Linked DNA regions of Homo sapiens: region 2 is linked to region 1. A link is an interaction called in ENCODE POLR2A ChIA-PET data of the cell type or tissue named here. Cell type or tissue: Panc1. All regions are shown on one strand. Links, peaks and the distances in the headings refer to the core of each region. The heading gives the core; the rest is flanking DNA.

Region 1 (4,828 bases), core at 244-4,243:
GAGGGGATGGCATCTGAGTGAGTGGGTAAGGAGGGTGTGGGGTGGGGGCCTGGCCTTGTGCTACTTGGGGAGCCCCACAGGGCTTAGAGAGGGACTATGCTGACGGCTCATAAACCCTTGAGTCCAGGACACAGGGGGCCGGCCGTGGCCACCTGGCCCCACCTGCTCTCCCCTGGAGATCCTGGGGCAGGTGCCCACAGGGTGAGGCAGGCTCCCCTTGTGGGGCCTTGGAGGAGGCGCTCCCCTGGTGTCTAGCCTGTGGCTTCTCCTGCCAGCCTGCTTTTCCCTAACCCCTGAGAGAGTTGGCCTGGGGAGACCCCACTGCCCCCAGCAGGCCTGACCTGCCCGCCCTTTTCCCGCATGCTGTCCTGCTGTGGGTGTCTGCAGGGCTACAGGGAGACTGCAGACGCTTTCTAGACTGACACTGGAGCATAGCCGAGGCCTTGGGTGCCAGACTCAGGCTGTCCTGCGCTGCGCTGAGGCTGCCTGTTCCTGTTCCAGGAGCCGCATTTTCTTTACCTCTTTAGGCCACAACAGGGTGTCCTTTCCTGATCAGAGAGTGAGGAAGGAAGGTCCAGGGTGAATGTGGGCCCGGGAGGCCAGGCAGGGGGCTGCCATGTGGGCATCTGCCATCTCATGGCCCTGGTCTGTAGAATGGGGAAGCCGTGGGGAGGCGCTGCCAGCGAGTGCAGGGGGCTTGGGCAGGCAGCCAGGGCTGTGCTCCTCCCGGCCATGGTCCCGGGCAGACCTCAGGCCTGGGCCTTTCTGGGAGTTTGGCTGAGCCTGACATCCAGGCGAGGCCCCAGGGCCGCCACGGCTGAGTTAAGGCTCGGCCACTTGTGTCTGGCTGAGGACCTCAGGCCTGGTCTCCAGGGCCCCCGTGTCCTTGCCAGGACACTGCTGTGCCATTGGGAGTGGCACTGGCGTACTTTTTGCTTTGGGGTCTGGTCCGTTCTGCAATTAGAGACTCCAGGGCGTCTCACCCCTGCCTCAGTTTCCCTAGCCCTTTCTCAAAGCAAAGGTTATTTGTTCTGTCCCTGAGCTCGCAAGGATGTCGCGTGAGGCTTATTTCAAGGGGCCCCTCGCATGTCCTCTTCCCCACAGGCAGGGCCCCCATGGGGCCCCCACATGTCCTTCCCTTCCCCACAGGCAAGGCCCAGCGGATGGCTCTAAAAGGGCAGCCTGGACCCAGCAGGCCCATCTAGCTCCAGGGCCACTCCATCTTCCCACCTGCCAAGGCTCGGTGTTACCTGTGGGTCACAGCCAGGCCAGTGGGGCCCCTGTCCCTAGGGGGTGGGTGTGTGGGGAACTACACTGCACCTGTGCACTTCCAGAAGGACCACTCTTCACGTCCCAGGGTCCAGGATAAGCCACTGAGGTTCTCCCTGTGCCAGCGCCGTCCCCGTGCCTGGAGACCCCCGTGGGTACCCACCCACTCAGCCTGGAGGCACGTTCCCTGGTCTCGCTCGGCCTCACTGGCCAATCTGCGAAATGGGAAGACTGTGATCTGTATCTCATGGGGTTGCTCAAGGAGGGCAGGAGCCGAGGTCCCAGCAGCCTGGGGGCTCTGCTGTTGGCTTTGCAAGATCCCTAGGGCTGGGTTCCCCTACCCGTCCCAGCCTGCGGAGTGAGCTGTTCCCACCCTGTTCTGTTCCCACCCTGTTTACCCACCAGTGCGCTGGGGTGCGGCCTGGGCAGGGCGGCAGCTCCAGGAAGGAAGTATGGCTGCCTGACGTGCCAGGGTCACCGGCCGTTTTTGTAGGGCTGGCTTGTCCAGTCCCTGGGCACTGATGCAGGTGTGACTCAGGGTCCCAAAGGGGATGGCAAAGCTCAGGCTGCCCCCCACCCATTTGATCTGCCTGGGAAGGGACTAACCCCTGGCCTGTGGCTGAAGATCCTGGGGCAAGGGATGGGGCTGGCTCCGTTTGTGGGGCCTCCTCAGGGTCCTGGCACCTTCAGCCCAGTCCACAACCCCGAGTGGTCAGGGTGCCATGTTCCCCAGCCCTAGTGGGGTTGCCCCCTCCCTCTGGCTGTCGTAGCCACCGTCCTCTGGCAGGGATGCTTCTGCTCCATGGGAGGCCTTCTCCTTGCCAACATCCCCTCATTTGCCCTCATTTGAGGCCCTTTCATTGGGTCCTATGGAGGGGTTCCTGGCTCCCCCAACAGCAAGGGGCCGTAAGCATGCTGGCCCAGAAGCTCAGGGTGCCTGCGTGCACCAGCGGGCGTGTGCACCAGCGTGAGGAGTGTGCATGCACATGGACGTGCTTCTGTGTGAGCACACGAAGTTGGTTCTCAGAATGCTCAGCCTGTATTAAATGCTCACAAGGTGCTCATGGAAGATGATGAACTGGCTGCTGATTTGGGTACGGAGGCCAGTTCTGGCTATGAGGCCAGGGGACTTGGAGACATCAGCCTGCAACCCTGGGCGGGGGTGGGGGCTGGTTTTGGGCAAAGGCTCATCTTCCACAGCTTAACTCTGGCAAACCTTTTCTGTAAGTGAAAGTCGCCGGCTTGGGTGGCCCCACTGTGGCCTGGCTCACGGACAGCGTATAAAGGAACCTGGGGGCTGTGCTGTGTGCTAGTAAAACTTTCTTCACAAACGCTGGAGCGGCCAGGTGTGGCCCGCTGGCCCCCGGGGTGCATGGGGTCTGTGCTCCTCGGTCCTGGCGCCAGCACCTGGCTGGGACTGGTGAGGGCACCGCCCGGGACTGGCCTCCCTTTCTCGCGAAAGTCTTAGCCCATCAGAGTTGAAGGCAGCCCGCTTCCCACGGCTGCTGCAGGGCTCAGTGAGACCATTTGCACAGGGGGCCCAGCCCGCACTCCAGAGATGCTCCTGCCGTTGCTAGCCCGTGGCTGCAGGCCCCACAGCGGTGCCTGGCCAGAGGAGAATGGGGCGGGTGGCGCTCACTCTGACCACCCCCACCCACCACAGAGCAGAACCCCCCGCCCCGTGTTCATCCCCTCACAGGCCCCAAGGCCACTGCTGTGCCCTCCCCGGCGAGTCGCAATGCTGTGTTGCTTTTCTGTCTCTTTCTCTCCATCTCCCTCTCTTTTTTCTCTGGTTTAGCTAGAGCGGTCTTGAAAATTGCATCTGGTTTGTTACCAGTTACGCGTGTTCCCTGTGGAAACGTGGATTCTGTGGACCCGTTTTCCATGGTCTGTGGTAACATCAGCGTTCGCAGAACTGTTTTCCTGACGCGCTCACAGCAGCTTGTTGGGCGGGATGAGGCCAACAGGGGACAGGGCTCGGGGACATTGGCTGCACTTGGGCCTCGAGAATGATGGGGCAGCCAGGTGCCCGTGCAGCGAGGTGGCCTGCACTCTAGGACGTGAGCTGCTTCTGAGGACAAATCCCCCAAAGCCACGCACAGTGCTGGGCACTAGCCGTTAAGCGCAGGCTGCCCGGCCCAGCGAGTCCCAGGATGAGAAGGCCTTTACAACTGGGATTGGTGTCCCGGCTGTGGCAGCCGCGGGGCCTTAATTGTGGCTCCCCCAGCAGTGGCTGCTCCTGCCCCCTGTGCCCCTTCCCCTGCAGCTCGTGTGGCCCAGCAGGGCAGGACCTGAGGGTGCCAGGTGGGCAGATGGGGATGAGGGCTCTCTCGGGGCCACTGAAAGCATCTGGGCCATCTCCAGAGGGCTCAGCCCCGGGCCACGCGCAGCCCCACCCCAGACACACGTCATGCACCTGGAACCCTGCTCCCGTAGGACGGCATTCTCCAGGGCTCCTGCAGGACGGCATTCTCCAGGGCTCCTGCAGGACGGCATTCTCCAGGGCTCCTGCAGGACGGCATTCTTCTGGGCTCCTGCAGGGAGCTTTCTCCAGGGGCTTGCTTTGGGGGTTGAAGCGTTGCCTGGCCCTAGGGGTTGTCTTCCCTGAGTCCCCCAGCCCCTCGGAGAGGAGGGAACGGCTGAGCCTGTGAGCAAGGAGCCTGAGTTTTGGGGTCCAGGGCCATGGGTCACAAGCAGCCAGACCCCTCCCCGGGCCAGGTCAGGCCTCCTGGGAGCATTCCTGCTGGGGTCCACATGTCCCCTGGGGCCATGGACTGAGATTCGGAGCCTCTGGGCCTGTCTCTGGCCAGGGAAGCAGCTGACCTCCCGGCCATATGCTGCTTGGCTTTGGAAGGCACATGTCTTGCCCTGCTGTGTCCAACCCAGGACATACGTAGGGAGCATGGGCATTGGTTTACCGTCCTGAAATACAGCCCTGGACTCAGGGCATGGCTCGCTGCCCAGACCTGCCGGAGCATGGGTCGGGGGCCTTGGCTCTGGGGGCTGGTGCGGGTGGCAGATGTGCCAGGGTCCCTTCTCACTGTGGTTTCTCTCTCTCCATTGCCAGGTCCGGCCTCTTTGGCCTACCCCCGTTGGCTCCGCTGCCCCAGGTCGATGAGTCCCCTGTCAACGACAGCCATGGCCGGGCTCCCGAGGAGGGGGATGCAGAGGTGATGCAGCTGGGGTCCAGCTCCCCCCCTCCTGCCCGCGGGGTTCAGCCCCCCGAGACCACCCGCCCCGAGCCACCCCCGCCCCTCGTGCCGCCGCTGCCCGCCGGAAGCCTGCCCCCGTACCCTCCCTACTTCGAAGGCGCCCCCTTCCCTCACCCGCTGTGGCTCCGGGACACGTACAAGCTGTGGGTGCCCCAGCCGCCGCCCAGGACCATCAAGCGCACGCGGCGGCGTCTGTCCCGCAACCGCGACCCGGGGCGCCTCATCCTCAGCACCATCCGCCTGCGGCCGCGCCAGGTGCTCTGTGAGAAGTGCAAGAGCACGCTGAGCCCCCCGGAGGCCAGCCCCGGACCCCCAGCCGCGCCCAGGGCCCGCAGGAGGCTGGGCAG
Region 2 (4,828 bases), core at 590-4,589, 750 kb before region 1:
AAAGTTCCTTGGGGTCCTAAACGATATTTCTTGGGAATGAGATTCTGGGACTGAAATTATGATCTGTGTGGGAGGAACCCTGGTCCCTCCAGAGTGCGCTTGCCTGAAAGACTGTTATAGACCTAAATAAACCACGGAGGCCCCCACACCCCAGAGGCTGGACGGGAGCCGCAGACGGTGGGCCATGGACACGCCCCCTCCAGCAGGCAGGGGGATGTTAGGTGCTGACCTTGGGCACTACCTGTTGACCTTGCACAGGTCCTCTGGGCTCATCCTTGTATCCACTCATGACCCGGCACCTGGGGAGGCAACTGGCATTGCCCACACACAGACGGCAGTGGCATAGAACGAAAAGTCACACATGGTGGACTCAGCCCGACGACGGTTCAGACCCCAGCCCTACCATCCACTAGCTCTGTGTTTTCCAGCAAATCATTCATTTCCACATCTGCCACTGAGGCTGAGGACGCTTCCCTCCCCGCTGGCCCCGAGTCTAGGAGGATAATGCATGGAGGCCTGGAAAGCAGAGGGGGCACAGTCTGTTCCTTGGTGTGCTCGAATTTCCTGGGCTTTCCAGGAGCCCTGAGATCTGTGGAAGGGGAACCACAGGATCCCTAGCAAGGCCTCCCTTCTGGACTTCAGGGAAGGTTGAGGGGGTCCATGTGCATGCACTGGTGCAAGCAGGGCTGGAGACAGGCTGCCTCATCCCTCCCAGGGGAGCACCCATCCGGCGTCCTCCAACAGGAGGCGGGAGAGTCCCCGCTGGGGGGACCAGGAGTTCAGATGCTCCAGCGCTCACTCCCACTCACATGGAGGCAGCAGACACACAGCAGCACTCACAAGCACACACACACGCAAACACACACATGCACACCCCCACTCACACAGAGGCAGCAGACACATGGCAGCACTCATAAGCACACACACACATGCAAACACACACACGCACACTCCCACTCACACAGAGGCCACAGACACAGTACCACTCTCACACTCACATACACACACACATGCACACACAAGGAGGCAGCAGACACACATGGTAACCCACATACACACACACACACAAAGGCACCAGACACACATGGCACCACTCAAACACACACAAACACACACAGAGGCAACTCTCACAGGCACACGCACACTGACATGGAGGCAGCAGACATGCACGGCACCACTCACACATGCACACACAAGGAAGCAGCAGACACGCACTGCCCTCCTGCACACACACACACTCACACACCCTCACATACACTCACTGATGCATACAGCCCACGTCAGAGTCCACTGGGCACCAGCAGCCTTAGGTCAGTTGCTGTCCTTGGGTTGAGCCATCCTTGGCACCCTGGGGAGGGGCAGACGCTGTGGACATTTGGGGTCTAGGGGCTGCCCCCACAAAGGTCAAGGACTCCAGGGCAGAGCTGAACACCCTCAGCCCCAGCCTGGCATGGGCTGGCCCCTACTCTCAGGGCCGCTTCTCCAAGAGCCCCTGGCCAGTGCCTGCCTCTTCCTGGCCCTGCTTCCCTCTGAGAGGCTGGGTCTGGTGCCCCCAGAGCATCCAGGTGGAGCGGCTAGTGAGGGTCAGCCAGCCTGGCCAGGAACAGGGCCAGGAGCAGGATGCATACGCCCTGGACCCTATGCATCCAGCCTCCCCATGCTGCGTCCAGGAGCGTCACTGGCCTCCCGGGTGCACAGCCGTCTCTGCTCCTCACACAGGGGGCTGGGGCGCAGAGGGCAGCTCTGCAGGTTTGCTGAAAATGATGGCAGGGCCTGGACAGCACCTCACCTCCTGGCCTTGCAGTGTCCAACGCCTCCTTCTGCACCCGGAGTACCCAGCAAGGGTGCCTCAGGGAGCTCCACCCATGTCTGTGGGCCTCGCGGGGCCAACCCTGCCCGTGGATGGAACAGGAGCCTGTGTCACGAAACAGGAGCCTGTGTCACGAAACAGGAGCCTGCCCCAAGTGGTTCCCGCAGGTGCAGGGCAGGCCTGGGCGCCCTCGCTACGCTAGTCCGGCTGTGCTTCCTTGTGCGGTGTCAGGGTGAGCCCAGGCAGGCCACAGCTCTCCCGCCTGGCTTCTCGGCCTGTCCTGGTTTGCTTCTGTTTCCTCTGTTGCATTTACCCACGTTCCTTAGGTCATGGAAGTTTCCGGAATCCTCCTGCAATAAAAGCTGGAGCAGTGCTGGCTTCTGAGTTGGTTGAGATGAGACTCATTCCTCCCTGAACACAGAAGCCGCACACACAGCCCCAGGCAAAGTCTCTGGCTGGCAGCCAAGCTGTGCCCTGCACTTGGTCAGCTGGTCAAGGTCGTGACCTCCCTGGCCAGTGCCTTTTCCCAGGGTCCCGGGGCTGTTTCTGGGGAGCGGAGTCTGACTCAGAGTGCAGGTGTCCTAGAGGAAGCCAGCGAAACCAGCAAGGCCTCGCTGGAGCAGAGCCTGGGTGTCGGGTTGTTCAGCTCAGGGTCCCACTGCAGCGCTGAGCCTAGAAATTCTGGAACAAGGGGAAGAGTGGAGGAGGAGTGGCCAAGTGCCCTCCAAAGGGGGAAGCAGGGGATTCACCTCTGCTGACCAATGCAGGGCCGCCCAGGAAGACAATTTAATTCCAGTCTTTTCCCATGAACGTGTTTCCACTCACCCGTGAGCACAGAGCCTCTGCTGATGAGAACCCTGCACAGGGAGCCACTCTGGCCGGGGCCCAGGTTTAATTAAAACACAGCCAACATGGTCAGGTTGCCTTTACCTGGGAAAAGCAGGATCCTTGGTACCTACGGAATCTTTTTTGCAAATTGACATTTAATATAACATTAAAAACAAATCATGCTTACATTAAAGGTAGTATGAAGTATTAATTTCACTTTAAAACATTTCCAGAGAATTTCTCTAAGAACAGGTCCCGGAGAATATTACTCCACTCATTTTATTCTGTTTATTTGTAGCTTTCCAGGGGAGAGTTTTCTTTCACTTTTCTCTTTAGCTTACACCATTTCCTAGAAGCCCATTTTTATGCTCCAGGTTCTATCCTGTTTAGCCTTTCCTCATATACCCATAGAATACAACTCCCTCCACCCCTCCTCAACAGACACAGACTCCCGATTGTAGAAATGGGGCTCATGGGGCCTGTCGAGCCCAGGAAATCCTGGAAATGGGTCCCTGAAACCTGCAGGCCAGGTGACTCATCAGAGGACGTGACGCTTCTCAGAAGTCTCGCTGGAACCCGCACTTTCCCTGGTCCAGGAAGAGGCATTCTCTGGAATCTGTTCTTGTCCTTGTAGGTGGTTCTCAGTAACACACAAAACAGTGACCAATAAGAGAAGATGATGGAAATGAGGCAGACCTCAGAGGCCACCCACAAACCCCCGGGACCCCTGATCCCAGGTCCCACCCTCACCTGCCTCAGCCTGAGCCAGCCCTGAGCCTGGAGAACAGGAAAAAAGGCCAGACTACCACACAAGAGCATGTGCCACACGGGAGCTACATGCCACATGGTATCCACATGCCACGCAGGAGACACACACCACACAGGAGCCACGTGTCACACACCACATGGGACCACATGGTATCCACATGCCACACAGGAGCCACGTGCTACATGAGAGCCCCACGTCACACAGGAGCCACATGCCACGTGGGAGCCACACACCACATGGGACTACATGGGGTCCACCTGCCATGCAGAAGCCACATGCCACACAGGAGCCAGTGCCACATGGGAGCCACGTGCCACACAGGAGCCATGTGCCATGCAGAGTCACACACCACACATTGGCCTTGGGAGCCTTACCTTGGAAGGCAGAGGGCCCGGCCGGATCAGGTGGAGGTCAAGAGCCAGGGCTACACATGGATCCCTGCAGTCTCAGGGCCATTCTGCCTGAAGGCTGATTTCCCTTTCAGATAACAAAGAACAACAAAGCTTAAACATTTTTTAAAGTTTTAAAGCTATAAACAAAAGCAAAGCACACGTCTATTTCTTTTTTTTTTCTTTTTTTCTTTTTTCTTTTCTGAGATGGAGTTTCACTCTTGTTGCCCAGGCTGGAGTGCAATGGCACGATCTCAGCTCACCGCAACCTCTGCCTCCCAGATTCAAGCAATTCTGCCTCAGCCTCCTGAGCAGCTGGGACTAGAAACATGTGCCACCATGCCCAGCTAATTTTGTATTTTTAGTAGAGGTGGGGTTTCTCCATGTTGGTCAGGCTGGTCTCAAACTCCTGACCTCAGGTGATCCGCCCACCTCGGCCTCCCAAAGTGCTGGGATTACAGGCGTGAGCCACCGCACCCGGCCAAACACATCTATTTCTTCAGTAGCAAGGGTGGAGCTAGCCAGAGCCTGACATCATGTGCACAGTAGAAAGGAGAGCACAATTTGCAGACAAGTCTAAAGGAATGACGGGATGGGCACACGAGGCACCTGCTGGACACAGTGCAGCCAACACCACAGCAGCTGCCTCCACGGCCTGCAAACATTCTGGAAGGTCATCTGCGGGTGTGCCCAGCACGAGCTGGACGTGCAATACCCACCTGCCTCCATGGGCTGGGAACGTTCCGGGAGGTCATCTGCAGGCGCACCTGGCTCGGGCTGGACTTGTAATATTGACCAATCAGCATCCACTGCCTTCTCCCCAGGAAACCCCTTCGTTTCCAGAGGCTGCTGTGTGTTCCCTGGTTCACTGGGCCCTTGTGGTTTGCCGTTTATTCCTTCCCACCCTGGGATCCATCTGTTATTTGATCAGAACAAAGTTTTCTGTCTCCTCTCACCTGATTCCAATCAGGCATCCAATGTGTCAGCCCCAAGTGTGGGGACAAAACAACCGTGGTAGCCCCCCCAGTCCAG

Evidence for each region. Peaks named below come from ENCODE experiments on the same cell type or tissue, not always from the same donor. Only the 100,000 strongest peaks of a DNase experiment are listed, where the experiment ranks them.
Region 2: POLR2A ChIA-PET joins it to region 1 with 5 read pairs; 1 of 35 experiments calls an interaction of 5 or more read pairs at or near these places.

Annotation. Positions count from the first base shown.
Region 1 is chr10:132,400,290-132,405,117 of GRCh38, forward strand. It overlaps PWWP2B (PWWP domain containing 2B), which reads left to right. Exons shown (of 3, transcript NM_138499.4): 2 at 4,337-4,828. Among named protein-coding and RNA genes, the nearest start is that of PWWP2B, 5.5 kb to the left of the region's middle. RefSeq lists an enhancer at 478-1,254. In Panc1, for the core only: no CTCF peak of the experiment used is centred there; no DNase peak of the experiment used is centred there; H3K27ac peaks cover 675 bases.
Region 2 is chr10:131,653,020-131,657,847 of GRCh38, forward strand. No RefSeq gene overlaps it. Among named protein-coding and RNA genes, the nearest start is that of LINC01164, 130 kb to the right of the region's middle. In Panc1, for the core only: no CTCF peak of the experiment used is centred there; a DNase peak (open chromatin) is centred at 2,244.